Regions from separate parts of the Mus musculus genome. Here region 1 is linked to region 2. A link is a contact called in ENCODE Hi-C or POLR2A ChIA-PET data. All regions are on one chromosome and are shown on one strand. The core of a region is the stretch at or near the end of the contact, and the rest is flanking DNA. Distances in the headings are between cores, read along the strand shown.

Region 1 (7,446 bases), core at 624-3,123, 36 kb before region 2:
AGATTACTGAGGGCTGTGGCTACAAGCGAATGGGAGATACATCAGACGGAGTGGATCTTGGTGGGGACAGACCTTCACTTCTTCACAGTGATTCTTATCTGTGCAAGTTTCACCAAACCCCCTTATCCTCTCTAGTTACAGACGGTGCCACTGCGGCACAGAGCAGAGAGCCATGACCTGAAATCTTGTGAGGTAAGGGCCTGCATGGACTACTAAACCAATCTTGGCCCTCCTAATCAGAGGCCTGTCCAGAGGGGTACTCCATGGTCATTACTGCCTTGGGGACCCTGGCCCTCCAGCACACTCAGCAGGTCTGCCTTGTTTTTCTGACCAGTGTCCACAGGGGCGGAGCTGGCTGGTGCCCTATGCCCCAAGCCAGAGAAAACTCTGAGCTCTGCAGAACAGCAAGAGCACAACAGAGGAGAGAGGCTTGGCAGGCTTGCTCTCTCTTCCTAGAGATGAGACAATTATGCTTTGAACCAGAAGAGATGGGGGTGGGGGGCTCCCATTAGCACTGCCTGGAAGCCCTAATTTTTTCATCTGTAACTCAGCATTACCGCTTCTAGGGGCGGGCAGGAGCTGAGCTCTCTAATTCTGTAATAACAATGCTTTGCGCTTACAGAACCCTCTCTTCTCCAGGAATCTCTGTACCCTACGGTGGTTAATTAAGAGGCCACTTGCCCTGCCAGGACGCTTGACTGTCTGCATCACGGAGAGAACCCAGTCCCCTGAGTGGATGAAGAGCAGTTCCAGCATAAGGCCAGGCCAGGCTAGGCATGGCTCTGGTCCATTGCCCCTTCCTGTCATCGGGAAAAATGCTTGAGTCAGCAGAGAAACGGTGGCTGTAGGCCATTACTCCAGGGCTGACAGGATGAAGGTGTGGTTTCACACCTCTGTTTGTCCATCTGTAAAGTGGGTTAATGCCTGTACCTGAGTCCATAGAATAATCAATGGAGACCTCAGGAGGAGACCCAAGTGTTAAGGACTGGCCCAAGGGCTGCTCAAGTCTGCCTGGTGGATCAGGAAGACAGAGGACCGGGATGGGATGTCAAGCAAACGGGGAAGCCCCTACAGAAAGGAGCTGCTAGTCGGAAGGTCCTGGGGTTCAATGGACCAACAAAACTTCCCACAAAGTGAGTGTACAAACCAGAGGTAGGGGGGAGGTACGCTATTTTCCAACAGCCAGCCAAGCCAACCATTCTGGGGTAAGGGTGTCTCCGGGGACAAAACAGACCCCGCCCCACTCCTGGCCATCCGGGTAGAGACCCGACAGCACAATAGGGCAGCCCTCCTAGGGAGTTTTCTGGGGAACAGTAGAGACCTTCCCACCCTTCATTCGGCGCAGCTGACCTGGCCATGGGCTTCTAAGGAGTGACAGAGCCCTCTTCTCCGTAGGCCTGACCACTCTGGTAGGAGATAGGGAAAAAGCACGGACCCCACCGGGCCCACTAGTCCCAGAGGCTCTCAAGAGGCTCCCAAACACCCCCTGCCCAACCCAGCCGTGCCGGGGTGCTCCCCGCGGGGCCAGTACGCCCCCCCCCCCGTCCTAGTCCGCTGTCCTGGAAGAGGCTGGAAAAGCCGGGTCTGAGAAGCCGGCTCTGGGGCAGCGCCCCCACCCTGACCCCCACCTCGGCCTGAAAAGAACCTCCGGCGACCCCCGATGGCCCAGGCCTGCGGTAGGGGGCGCGGGGTTCTCAGGCGGTCAGCACTCACCGGCACGGTCATCTTGGCCGCCGCCCCCCCGGAGCCCTGCAGCAGCGGCGCGGGCTAGCTCGGGCTCGGTGGGCCCGCGCCGCTCACAGCCCCCGGCGCGGGGTCCCGGCGTTCTCCGCTGTCCTGCCGGCTGCTTTCCGCCGCCACCGGACAGTCCGGCCGCTCCCCCCGCGCCGCGCATGCGCTGCCCGCACCGCCCCTCCCCCTCCCGCCTGCTCCGCCGCGGGCCGCGTTAAAGGCAAGGACCCGGGACCCCGGGATTTTTTCTGTCGGCACAACTGGTCGAGGAGGCTGGGTTCCCACACCTTGCACGTCCTTCCAAAGGCTACCTCCAGACTTATTATTAGACAATCCCATCCGGTCCGCCCACCCGGTTCTGGAATCCAGAACCCCCACCCCCTCACATCACGTCCCTCAGTGCGGGTCCCAAGGCTCCTACAACCCTACTTTGGGAGCAGTTTAGACTGGCTGAAGGCGATCTTAGATCAGCCTAGCACTACACCAGAATTCCTCTGCCCTCCGAGCCCAGCTGAGAATGAGCTTAGGTCTCCGCCAAAGCCCACTCCATCCCCCCAGGGAGCCCCAGACCCCCAGGAAGCAGCCTGATTAACACTGGATCCCCCTGAAAATAAAATCTAGAGTGGCTTTTAGGGAGGGACCCATAATGGGCCCTCCTGCCCAAGGCTGGAAGACAAGCAGGCCTTCAGGTCTTCCTTTCTTCCATGTTAATCACCCCTAATTTCTTCAGCTGTTTCACACTTGGTATGATGCCCAAACATGCACCTGCAAGCAGTGGGCACACGGTCTTCCGACTGCCACGCCCTCGCTTCTTTCACCTTCCCTCTCAGTACACTGAGGCTCTGAGCTCCATCAGCTACCAAGGGCATAAGACCCAGGGGTCTGTCCTGCTGCCCAACCACATATAACCTGTCACTGCTCCATGGGACCTCTTCCTGGGTAAGGCCAGACCCAGGGTAATTAATGGCTGCCACGGCCTGAGAAGGAGAGTGCAAACCTACATCAAGTGGGAGATGGATTCTATGGCTTTGCTTTGTCTAGGAGCCTACTGCTTTCCTAAGGGAACCTGTTCCGAAAAGCTGATTGGCAGCAGCCTTCCCTCCTGAGAGGACCTCGAGAGGGCGAGAGCTTCAGCTAGCTAGTATATAGTACTTGGGGACAAGGCTGCTGTGACCCGAAGCTGCTGCCTCCTCCTCCTCCTCCTCCTCTTCCTCCTCTTCCCCCTCCTCCTCCTCCTTCTCCTCCTTCTCTACCACCACCCCCACCACCACCTTCCTTTCCTCCTCCTCCATTTTTTCCTCCTCTTCTTCCTACTCCCCCCTCCTTTTCCCCGTCCTCCTCGCCTGGTTTATTTTATTTTGCGTGTGTGAGTGTTTGTGCATCCATGTGTGCATACCATGTACCTGCCTGCTGCCCTCAGCGGTCAGAAGACAGCATGGGATCCCCTGGAACTGGAGTTATGGAAATTATCAGCAGCCATGTGGGTACTGGAAACCAAACCTGGCTCTTCTGCGAGAGCAGAGGATGCGCTCCGTCCCAGGGACAAGCTTTTTTTTTTTTTTTTTTTTTTTTTTTGTCTTCCAGATGTACAGTGGTTGGAGGGCCGGGTGACTGGAGATGGAGTGAGGGTGGGTCTCTAACTTCCTCAGAGGCTCAGGGGTGGCCTCTGATCCCCCAACTTTTTTCTCCTGAGGTCTTGGGGGCAACCTTAGTCCCCTCAACCCTCTGGTAGATTCTGAGAAGGAACTCAACAATGAGGGAAGATATTTGAGAAAGAGGGACATCAGGACAGCCACCAGAGCCAGGTCTTGATTCCAGGACTGATGAGGGGGTCTTCGATACTTTGAACAGGGTTGCCCCTGTACCTCTTGAATACATGTTCTCAAGGTATTGCTAGGAGAGGGCAGACAAGGCCACAACAACCAGAGGGGTGCCTGGGCCGACAGCTGCCATCTCCTCAAAGGGCATTCTGTGTGTGTCTGGCACATGGCCCTACCCGTGCCCACCCGCCCGCGCCCAGCTGGCACCCGGGATTCTGAGCTGAGAACAGCAGTTCAGCCTGGCGCCTGGGCTCTAGGCCACACGCGCCGGAGGTCCCGGAGCCCCGCCCCTCCAAGTCAGGCTCCTCCTCCCTTTTCATTTCCTCTGGCTGGGAAAAGCGCAGGACTTTAGCTTCTGTTTATTCTAGGTGTCCAGGCTAGAAGACGATGAGTGAGCAGTAGGTAAAATATGCCTTCCACACTCTGGGTACAGAGAAATGGGGTCTCAGAGGATAGTGCATGTGGGGTCTGGCTTTGGAAGCCAGCTAGTCCTCCAGCGTGTCGCGCACAAACAGGGAAAAGGCAGATCCCTGGTAGATCTTTGCTTCTGGCAGAGATCAGGGATTTGGGTATAGGGTGTGAAGCAACTAGAGGAGGCTCCCTCGGGGATCTGACTATCCTGTATCCCTAGAGGCCGGAGCTGCTCTTCCCTCGCTAAGCCTTGCAGACAAATTATTCCACAATGACTCACCGAGTTCTTCAGAGACTAGCCTGTGGGGATGTCCAGACCAGAAGCAGCTGGGCTGCCTGACGAAGGCGCCATACTAGAGGGTCCTTGAGAGCTGCCCAGGACCCTCAGTGGAGGGCACTCCCTCTGGACCACAGGGAGGATGTAACATACCCAGCTGTCCAGACTTGTGTTCCCTGGACCTTGCCACATCACTAGGGGACTGAGGGCCCGGGGAGGTAGCTTCTTTCTCCCGCTACTTTCCTTAGTCAGGAACCTCCGTGATCCAAAGAAGCCTCTGGTCCAAGAGAATGCATTGAGTCTTGCCATTGAGTCTTTTCAAATGCAGTGTGACAATTTTACTTTAGCATGGTACCTTTGTCACCATTAGTGAACCTGTATTGCATATTATAATTAACCAGTGTCCACACTTTAATCAGATCTTATTTTGCCCCAATGTCTTTTTCTGTTTTAGAGCCCTATCCAGCACCTCGCATCAGACTTACTTGTCATGTTTTGTAAGTCCTCCAAGCTGGGACAAGTCCCCCCTCCCCCTTTTTTGGACATTTCTTGTTTTGATAACCTTGACATTTTTGAGGTGTATCGGGTCAGGGAGTTTGTAGACACCCCCACCCCCACCCCCTGCTTCCTGCTTCCGTATTCACGTGACATTTTTCTCATGGTTACTTTGGGGTCATAGTTTTGATGAGGAGACCACAGAGGTAAAATGCCATTTTTATTACATCATATCAGGGCACATGCCGTCAGCATGGCTCACTGCTGTTGATAATGGGCTCTGATCTCCTGACCGAGGCCGTGCTCCACCACGGTGTTTGCGGTCTTTGGAAGGAAGCCAGCGTGCCCTGGCCCACTGAGGAGTGTCCAGTTGTGCTCCACCTCCTTTAGAGCCTCTTATTTAAATCACTTGGAATTTACTTTCCATGTGAGAGAGTTTGCCTCTTCTCTTATATACCTCTGTCACTTATCATCATGTGGGCCCATGAATGTTGCTAGAGACAAGGTCTCCCGAGTCCTGGGCTGGCCCTGAAACTGCAATGTAGCCAGTGATGACCTTGAACTTCTGATCTTCCTGCTGCTACCTCCCATACCTCCCAAGGGCTGGGATTACAGGTTGCTGGAGACTCCGGTTCTCTGGAAGAACAGCAAGTGCTTTTAACCACCGCATCTTTCCTGTTCCTATTTTCTAATTTTTCTTTCCTTTTCTTTTCTTTTCTTTTCTTTTCTTTTCTTTTCTTTTCTTTTCTTTTCTTTTCTTTTCTTTTCTTTTCTTTTCTTTCCTTTTCTTTTCTTTTCTTTTCTTTTCTTTCTTTCTTTCTTTCTTTCTTTCTTTCTTTCTTTCTTTTTTTTTTTTTTTTTGAGTTTTTCCAGACAGGGTTTCTCTGGGACTATCCTGGAACTCACTTTGTAGACTAGGCTGGTCTCGAACTCAGAAATCAGCCTGCCTCTGCCTCCCGAGTGCTGGGATTAAAGGCGTGCGCCACCACGCCCAGCTTATTTTCTAATTTTTCTTGGGTTCATTTATTATTTATGCTGGGCTTTTTTTCTTTGGGGCAGTAAACACTTTTTAAATTATGGCAAAATATGAATAACTAGTTATCTTCATCAGTGTTTTGTGGTTCCATTGAACTCATCTCAGTAATTCAAGAAATTCCTCCCATGTCAGAATCCTTAGTCACGCACACAAAGTGCCTTTTCCCTTCTTAGGTAATAGATTCTAGAGATTAGACTGAGAGTGAACTCCAGGGTCATATTCAGCTGAGCACAGGGACTTAGGCTTTGCCCTTGCTGTTCTTGGAGACAAAGGCCAATCTTCACTCAGTGTGTCACCCATGCACCCCTCAGAAAACCTGTCCCAGACACATGTCATTCCCTGACTAAGAGACAGATGACTCACTCCTAAGCAGCCCCAGTGGCAGGCACAGGGCAACCCTTTCTCCCTCACTAGGCAGCATGCCTGAACTCCTACCCTGGTTTGGCGAGTGTAAAAGTCCTTTGCTTAATTTGAGTATCGTCTTTCCCTTCTAATGGAAATAAAGGGCTGTAATGGGTAACCTGACAAGAGACCCGACATGACTTCCCGTTGAACAGTCTTCTGACACCCAGATTCCAGGAATTATTACATTTAAGAAATTCCCACAAGTTGTCAAGAAGCCATAGGTTATGAACATTGAAACTTTAGCACCTGCATGTTCAATAATGGGTATCGGTTAAACAGGGTGTGGCTGTTTACTGCTCTAACTGGCAATGGGAACTTGGGGCCTAAAAGGAGGTAGATTAAAGTCTCAAGCAACAGCCAACTTTATTGAGAGCATCAGACCATCTATATTACTGAGGGCTAAGAAGAGTCACCCAACCTTTAATCCCAGCACTCGGGAGGCAGAGGCAGGTGGACTTCTGAGTTCGAGGCCAGCCTGGTCTACAGAGTGAGTTCCAGGACAGCCAGGGCTGCACAGAGAAATACTGTCTCGAAAAACAAAAAACAAACAAACAAACAAAAAACAAAAACAAAAAAGAAGAGTCACCCAAGAGAGTAGAGTGTAAAATCCGGAAGAACAAGCCACAAGTGACAAAAACATGTTTTTTTTTTTTTTCCATAGAGGAATCTTAATAACAACAGTCGAAGTAAATTCACTCCTGTCCCCTACACCTGGGAAGAACACAAAAACGCATTCCAAGAAAACCCCATGCTGTGAAGGAGCAGAGACCACAGGACTCTTGTCTTGTACTTGGAGTTTTCTCACAGGGTCTCAGAAACCTCACACAGCTTCGTGGACCATGTTCCAACAATGGGAACACCGAACCTCGGAATCTGAGCACAGAGCAGCATGGCAGGAAACTATGCAGACAGCTTTCTGTAACAGGAGAAAAAGGAAATGAGTTCTCCTGCTTGCACAAAGTTGACATTTGCATCTTGCATTTGTGCGGGGTGGGGGGTGGGGTGGGGTGGGGGGTAGAGGAGGAGCAAGAAGAGACCAACTGTGGTTATGGTGGGGGTGGGCAGTGGGTACCATGCTAGCCCAGAAAGGGAGTCTCTTCTGGCTTTTCTCAATGTTCACTGACAAGTTCACTTTATTTTCGAGACAAGGTTTCTCTGTGTAGCCCTGGCTGTCCTGGAACTTGTTCTGTAGACCAGGCTGGCCTCAAACTCAGAAATCTGCCTGCCTCTGCCTCCCAAGTGTTGGGATTAAAGGCGTGCGTCACCACTGC
Region 2 (7,575 bases), core at 3,521-6,020:
CATTTAAGTAGAGTCACAGCCTGCTTCCTACTCTATGTGTTGATGTTTCTGGGATTTATCTACGTCCATTCCCATTGCTAGGCAGTAGCCCATGGTGTAGACAGATGATATTTGATTTAACTGTAACACTACTGACAGACCTTTGGGTTGTTCCTTGTTTTGGATGGTGTTCATATTGTTGGTACATACCTGCAGTTCTCCAGGGAATAAAATTAAAAGTGAACTGAATTATGAACATTACCATTATTATAGATGTGACTAACTTTAAGAATGCTGAGCTGATCACAGTAAGTGGTGCTTTCCAGTTTAACCATCTACCTCTCAGATGTTTAACACATGAAGAGACTGCCTCTTTAATAACTGGTAATACTCTTGTTTAAAATCTACTTTGTCTAACATGAATGTCAGGGTATCAGTTTTCTTTTGGTTAGTACTTGCATAGTTCATCTTTTTTCTAACCTTTTTATGTTCAACATTTCTTCATTCCACATTTCACATCAATCTTTTTAAAACAGCAAATTACGGTTTGATTTAAAAAAATTTAATCCGTTAATTTCTGACTTTTAATTGGAATATTTAGTTTATTTACATTAAATAAAAATGTGAATAATCTAATAAATGTAGTCTTAAATCTACCATCCTACGTGCTAGAGTGATGGCTCAGCCAGTATTGCTATTGTTGAGGACCCAAATTCTGTTTCTACCTACGCTGGGTGGCTTACAACTGCCTGTAATTCCAGTTCCAGAGGATCTGAAACATGTGTACACATCCATAGGGCACACATAGACATAATTAAAAATAAAACGAAAACCCTAAACCCATCCTATTATGCGCTATTTTTCTCGCTGGTCCAAGGTTAGCCTAGAATTCCCTAAGTAATCAAGGCTGGGCCTTGACCTTCTGATCCTTCTGCTCCACGTCCAAAGTGCTTCATGCCAAACAGGCCAGTCTCTACCAAATGAGCTATACCCCGTCTCAGTTTCTGAAACAACCTCACTAAGTAGAGAACTTTAATTTTTTATTACTATTTTATGTGTTTTGCTTAAATGTATATTAAAGGGGCTGGAGAGATGGATCAGTGGTTAAGAGCACTGACTGCTCTTCCAAAGGTTCTGAGTTCAAATCCTAGCAACCACATGGTTGAGATCTGATGCCCTCTTCCCGTGTATCTGAAGATAGCTACAGTGTACTTACATATAATAATAAATAAAGCTTTGGGCTGGAGAAAGCAGGGTTGGAGTGAGCAGAGGTCCTGAATTCAATTCCCAGCAACTACATGATGGCTCACAACCATCTGTACAGCTACAGTATACATATATACATACATACATATATAATAAATCTTTAAAAAGTATACTGAGCCGGGCATGGTGGCACACGCCTTTAATCCCAGCACTTGGGAGGCAGAGGCAGGTGGATTTCTGAGTTCGAGGCCAGCCTGGTCTATAGAGTGAGTTCCAGGACAGCCAGGGCTACACAGAGAAACCCTGTCTCGAAAAATAAATAAATAAAAAAAAAGTATACTGAAAGAGGAAATTGGCAGTTGTCATGGCCCTCCAGTTCCAGGTACAGGGAAGTCCCAGTTCAAAGAAGAATGAAAGAGGAAACTGGTGGTTATCATGGCCCTCCAGTTCTCCAGCCCCTCAGGTCCCTGGATGTCCCAGTTTAAAGAACAACCGCAAGATGTATGTTCCCAATTGAATCCACTATACCGGGGGCACTTGTAGCTGATCAATCAGCCAGAAAATCAATACCTGATTCTGTAATTCTTTTTTTTTTTTTTAATTTAGAAACACCCCTTGAGGTTTGGCTCACTCCCCTCTCCTACTTTCCCAATCACATAAAGCCAAGGTTTTTTCCTTTATGAACCCCGATGCCCTGAGCCCGAACCTCTCCACTGCTCTCCTACCCTGCTGTTTCAGGGATGATCGCAGTCCAAGCTTGCGTGAGCTCACAAATTAATTCTCTTGTGTGTCTGCATTGAATCCCAAGTCCTTGGTGGTCTTCTTGGGGGTCTAGCAAATTGGGCATACCATTATCTGTGCACCATGTGTGCCTGGTGCCACAGGTGGCCAGAAAGGGCATCAGATCCCCCGAGACTAAAGTTACAGACTGTTGAAAGCTGCCATGCAGGACCTGGGAATTTAACTGGTTTTCTAGAAGACCAGCCAGTGCTATAACTATGAAGCATCTTTCCAGCCCTGTGTAGGTCTTTTAAATCTTTTAGTTTTAAATCTTCTTTTCTCTTTCGCTGTATTTTACCAACACTCCCTCATCTCTAACAGACCTCTATCTGCTTGAACACAGTGAATGTTTTCAACCCACATAATCAATTCTCAGGAGAGGCAAGCCAGTATAGTGCACTCTGGTCCTTCTGCTATTTAAATCCCTGTGCAAAATTAAACAGTTTAAATAGTCTAACCTGGATCTAGTGGTTAAGCAACCTCATAATAAAAGTAAAACATATTAAATAGCACCCAGGTTGATTTAAATAATATTAAGACATATTTAGAAATAAATTCTTCCAGGGCCAGCAAAATGGCTCAATGTGTAAAGATGCTTGCTGCCAAGCTTGATGACCTAATTCAATCCCTGAGACCTACTATGTAAGGAACGGCCTGAAACCCATCATGTGCCCGCCCTCCCCCATAAATAAATGTAAAAGAGCCAAATCAACCAACCAACCAAACAGCAAAACACGGAAAACAAAATGCTCCTAAGTTGCTTCAAATAATGTTAAGGTCTTACTTAGGAGACTAAGAGCTGGGTATAACATGCCTGCCTATAATCTCACTCAGTGCTAGGGAGGATGAGGCAGGGGATTGTACGGGCTAGCTTGGGGCTACATAGTGAAACTCTATGAAAAAGAAAAACAGGCCCTAAGTAGCCCCCCCACTTGTTCTTATTATAACTTAGGATATGCATTTGTTTATTTGCCCACCCACCAATCTGTTTGCTTGTTTGTTTATTTAGATTTTTAAATCTTTATTTATTTTTTAGACAGGGTCTCAACTTGCTACCCTGAACTCACTATGTACCAGGCTGGCCTCAAACTCAGAGGCCTATCTACCTCTGCCGCCCAAATGCTGAGATTAAAGGCTAATTTAGGCTAATTAACAACCTGAATGGCATATACTTATTATGTGAGTGACGAGTGTCCTTCAAAGTGCTTTATGCACATTACATCCCTATAAATAATGCATGCATTCTGCGCTACATCATAGGATCCGCACATCTGGAGTGAAGGCTAAGATTATCCCAGTTTTACTGGCAAAGGAGCTGAGATAACTGCTGTGCTGAGAGAGAAGATCTTACTGGTGAGGAGCAGGGTTGATGAGAGGCCCAGACCATATGAAGGGCCACACACATCAGGGGTGAGAAATGCTGCCTTGAAGCCACGGGCTTATGTTTCTTTTGCACTCCCTAAGCACATAATGAGCTCCATTTTCTTCTATTCATCCCAAACAAAGCAAACAAAACAAAGCAAACAAAAACAAACAAAACAAAGCAAACAAAAAACAAACAGAATGCCCCATGCATGAGAGCTGGATGTGGTGGCTCTTGTCTGTGATCCCAGTACTTGGAGGACTGAGACAGGAGCATTGCCATGATTGTGAGGCTAGACTAGGTTATAGAGTGAGATCCTTTCTCAAAAACCCCACAGGGAAAACAAAACAAAATAAACACTAACAGGAATGATCATTTTTGGCTTATGGAATATCCTCTGTATTCTGGAGTGGATGGGAAATGGTATAGCAATGGCCTCTTATGTGTCATACAGGCTGCATGCAGCAAACAGTCCTACCACGCACAGGACTACAGTAACACAATGGAACAAACTAGCACCACACCATTCATGATAATGTGACAGTGTCCTGGCACTTGAACTAGACCACATTATCTGACGGCCAAGTGATTCAGATTAGAACAAGCCAATCACGGTGAGCCAGACCCCGTCTTGTGAATAAACCAGGCAACTTACAGTTCACTGAAGCTGTAATTCACTAACCGTCCTGGGAACACTGCTGCTCAGGGATGGGATCTGCCTCCGCTTAGAGCAGAGCTTCACCAGTAACTGAAGCACGGGAAGCCCTATTTGCTTAAACAGTTTGAAACAAGCCGCTGCAGAGCTCTGAGGCTGCGGAGGACAGACCCCCTTCTTACCCTTCTTTCCCTCGGTTATGGATGGCCAGTTCTTCACCAATCCCCTCTTCTTCCTTGAAGCTCTCCCAGTCCAGTTTGGATTTCTCAAGGGTGCTCATCTTCTGTTTTTTGGCTCCAATTTTCCCTAAGAGGCTGCTCATACCACTTGCTCTTTTTATCCTGTGGAAGAAAAGGGACTATGAGAACTCTGGTTTCTGCACTGGCCGTGTGTGCTGTTGTTGATGTGTACATGAGGGTCCCAGGTTGAAGCCATTTGTCTCAACAGAAACCATGCTTATACCTAGGGTATGTTCTTTGCTGTGTAGCAACTATAGACAGGGCATTATCCTAATACGCCTTTCCTGCCTAACATCCATGCCTGCTTAGCTGCACCGCTGACAGGAGCCCTCACCCCTTCAGACCCCCTTGTACTGGGTGGCAGGTCCCTGCTTGCAGGGAGGGAGGAAAATGGAGGGCTTCAGGTAAGGCTCTGAAATCACACACAGGCACAAGCTCGAATTCCAGCTCTGCCCCAATGACTCAAGGCTAGCTGTTCAAGTGCATGTGCCTTGATTTCTCAACCTACACTGAATGCTTACTCATGGATGGCGAGGAACTGTCCATGCAAACAGCCAACACAGCATCCGGCATAGGGTCAAGGTGCAGTTAACTGCCGGCCACTGTGAATCACTGTCCTCGTTTGTGCTTTGAAGCCCCAGGGGACTCTTCCACAGAGTAAGAAACAGTTTCCAGTACAGATGAGCAAGGAGTCACAGCACTGTGACTTTTAAAGGCAACTGCCTTTCAACTCCTGTAAGCTGGGGCCTGGTTTTTCCCAGGAGGCGGAGAGCATCCCGAAAGCATAGACTGTACAGCCTGGGCTCTGCGTGCTGGTGATGCTATCTACCATGGGCTGTGCGAGAAACTCCAAATGCCAAAGTCAAGTCTTGGCAGGTCAAATGTTTCCAGTCAATGTTACACGAACGAGATAAGGGAAAGAGAAGGCGGCTAGAGTTTGTAAGAAGGTGACATGAGGAGAAGAAGCCATAGAAAGAACATGGGTTAAACAAACATACAAACACACAAACATACAAACAAAACCCCTATCTTTTGTGGGCTGGGGGCAGGAATGTGCAGACCATGGGACAACTTTGTTACCTTTTCTCTCTCTCTCTCTCTCTGGCAGCATCACCAGACTTATAGGCTTCTGTTGTTGGGTGCCAAAGGCCTTTGCCCACCAAGTCGTCTTGCCAGCCTGCTTTTGGCTTTATGAAAGTAAATGAGTTCTCCGCTGGAAGAAACCAGAGGTTCCTTTCTGCTTCACAGAGATAGGCTAGCAACGCCATTCTGACTCTCACAGAGCTTTCTCAGCCTCTGTGCATCCGCCTTGAGTTTGGCCTGCTGTAGCTATGGTGGCCTGCTCAGGTCAGTGTGGAATGTTTCTGAGCTGACCTGGTATCATTCTAACCCATCACGAAACCATGGACCGTGGGCTACTTGTGTCCTAGGCCAACAGGTCAGTGCCCACACCAGACATAAGACGTGGGAGTGGTACATTCTCATTCTAGTGACACTGGTCCAGAGGATGTTAGCGTCCCTGTCTAGGTCACATCCAGTGTATTAGGATACACTGGGCTCGTTTACTATTAAAATCAATTCTGAATGGCTAGGCAGGTATCACTGTCCTTGTGTTGAGCTGGATAAATAAGCAAAGTTCAGGGAGGCTAAACAAAAAAATACAACAAAGGTCAAACCAGCAGAAAATACAGACTCAGGACAAAGTGAGACCGCAGGACTTGAGTATCTCCAAGATGAGAAGCTGTTTGAGTTTTCTATGAGCAATTTTATTGTGCTTAAGATAATTCTAAATTAGGCCAAATGCACTGTATGCATCATCCTGGTTCTCTATGTGCAGCAGTACTGACCTTCTGTAATCATGACAAAGTTCCCTACAACTGAGTGGTAACTACTGTCTGGTTAAGGATACACGCGTTCCATGTTCTACTTTGCTCTGTGCCCTCAGTGGGACTCTGACTCACTGCTCTCTGTAGAAAGAGTCTGCTGCTGCATGCCTGTGAGGCCCTGGGCTACCTGTCTGTCTATAAGAAGCCTGGAAAGGAACTGAAGAGGAGGCTCCTAACGAAGTGACTGGTAGAACTTATCAGTAGGATTGTGAGAAGGCACAAGACCGTCACTCCCTGTAATCTTTAACACCAATCTCAATAACCAGGCACCAACAGAAGAGGTTTTGGGTTGAAAAGGTTATTTAGAATCATCTTTTCATCCCCTGATTACAATCATTCAACAGAGACAGCAGCCCCACTGTGCTCCCAGTAGGAACACAAAAGAGCCACAAGGCCTGATCTTTGGCTATGAGAAAGAAATTAACGAAAAGGGTAACAAATAGACAAACTGTGACCATTTACTAAAAGACCCCAAAGAAGACATTGCTGAGGGGCTGTTTAACCTTATCTCATACCTGCATTAATCAAACTCCACTTCAGGGAGGTAGAAACCTGCCATAGTCCACAGTGGTGGGCCCGGGACAAGTCCAGTGCTCCACACCCCAGCTGCTGTGCTGGACCTCACAGAACAGGGACACAAACCCTGTAGCTGCGCGCACTCCAATTTCTACTACTGCTCAGTTGGGGAGAAGTGGCTACCTGCCCTGGAGCTCACTGCGTACAGGATCCATGCCTTCCCCTTTGCTATTTGAGTGTAGCCTTGGCTAGCCTGGAACTTGCTCTTGTACACAGAGCTGACCTGGAGCTCAAGAGATGAACTACCTGCCTGTGCTAGGATTAAAGGCGTGAGCCACCACACCCTGCCATCTTACTCACTGTGTCTCACCCACAGGGAGGCTTACTCAGAGTGAAAGGAGTGTTAGAGTTTTAATTGACCAAGGCCCAGATTTGACAGCACAGTTAAACAATTTCCCCTCACAACAAAAAGACTCAATAGCATGCTTGAAATGATAGATTAGGAAATTAATTCCAAAACTGGACCAGCAAGGACAGGGTTGTGTTTGGGAGCACAAGTGACCTTTCTTCATTCAGAGCTGGGCTCAAGTCTCCACTTCTCATATCAAAACTGGCAGAACCACTAATACACAAATCATCTGCAACTAGGTTCTTTGGCAGAGATTTATGTTTTCCTTAGTGTCTGTCATCTGTTTACAAGGGAGGGACACACACGAACTATTCCCAGGGCCATGCACAGGTCTGGCACCTTGTACGAAGGTGAAGAAAGCTCAAGCTGGGAATTTCCCATTGAGGGCTTGGGGCTGCTGGTCCTTTGGGTTTTCTTAGATTTAGCTGAAGTCTGTAAGAGTGAAAAGTACGACCCAATCCCTGGCTGATGTTACTACCCACCTGGTAACTCATTTCCTCAAAGCCCAGCATCAGAGCTGAGCACTCACGTAGAGGACCTGA

What was found. A loop is a pair of places that touch in the nucleus more often than their neighbours do. ChIA-PET counts read pairs that join two places held with the same protein, here RNA polymerase II (POLR2A).
Region 1: POLR2A ChIA-PET joins it to region 2 with 21 read pairs in Patski. The contact joins the promoter of Bcar1 here to the enhancer-like site in region 2. A Hi-C loop is called at or near these places in 5 of 37 maps with a recorded cell type or tissue (adrenal gland, gastrocnemius, heart and 1 more). POLR2A ChIA-PET finds 5 or more read pairs at or near these places in 3 of 5 experiments (Patski and embryonic stem cell).

What each region holds. Positions count from the first base shown.
Region 1 is chr8:111,741,976-111,749,421 of GRCm38, forward strand. Bcar1 (breast cancer anti-estrogen resistance 1) reads right to left here and starts at 1,874. Exons shown (of 7, transcript NM_009954.3): 1 at 1,714-1,874. The coding sequence starts at 1,725. It overlaps Gm51589 (a long non-coding RNA gene), which reads left to right. Exons shown (of 3, transcript XR_003947596.1): 1 at 1-192; 2 at 640-1,133; 3 at 6,837-6,924. Gm39252 (a long non-coding RNA gene) reads right to left here. Exons shown (of 3, transcript XR_879199.3): 3 at 6,522-7,091.
Region 2 is chr8:111,775,086-111,782,660 of GRCm38, forward strand. It overlaps Cfdp1 (craniofacial development protein 1), which reads right to left. Exons shown (of 7, transcript NM_011801.2): 6 at 4,166-4,324. Among named protein-coding and RNA genes, the nearest start is that of Gm39252, 24 kb to the left of the region's middle. Within about 2 kb of position 4,771, at least 1 of the 3 ENCODE cell types and tissues checked has a DNase peak (open chromatin) inside an H3K27ac peak, as active enhancers do; it is heart, where a contact is called at or near this core.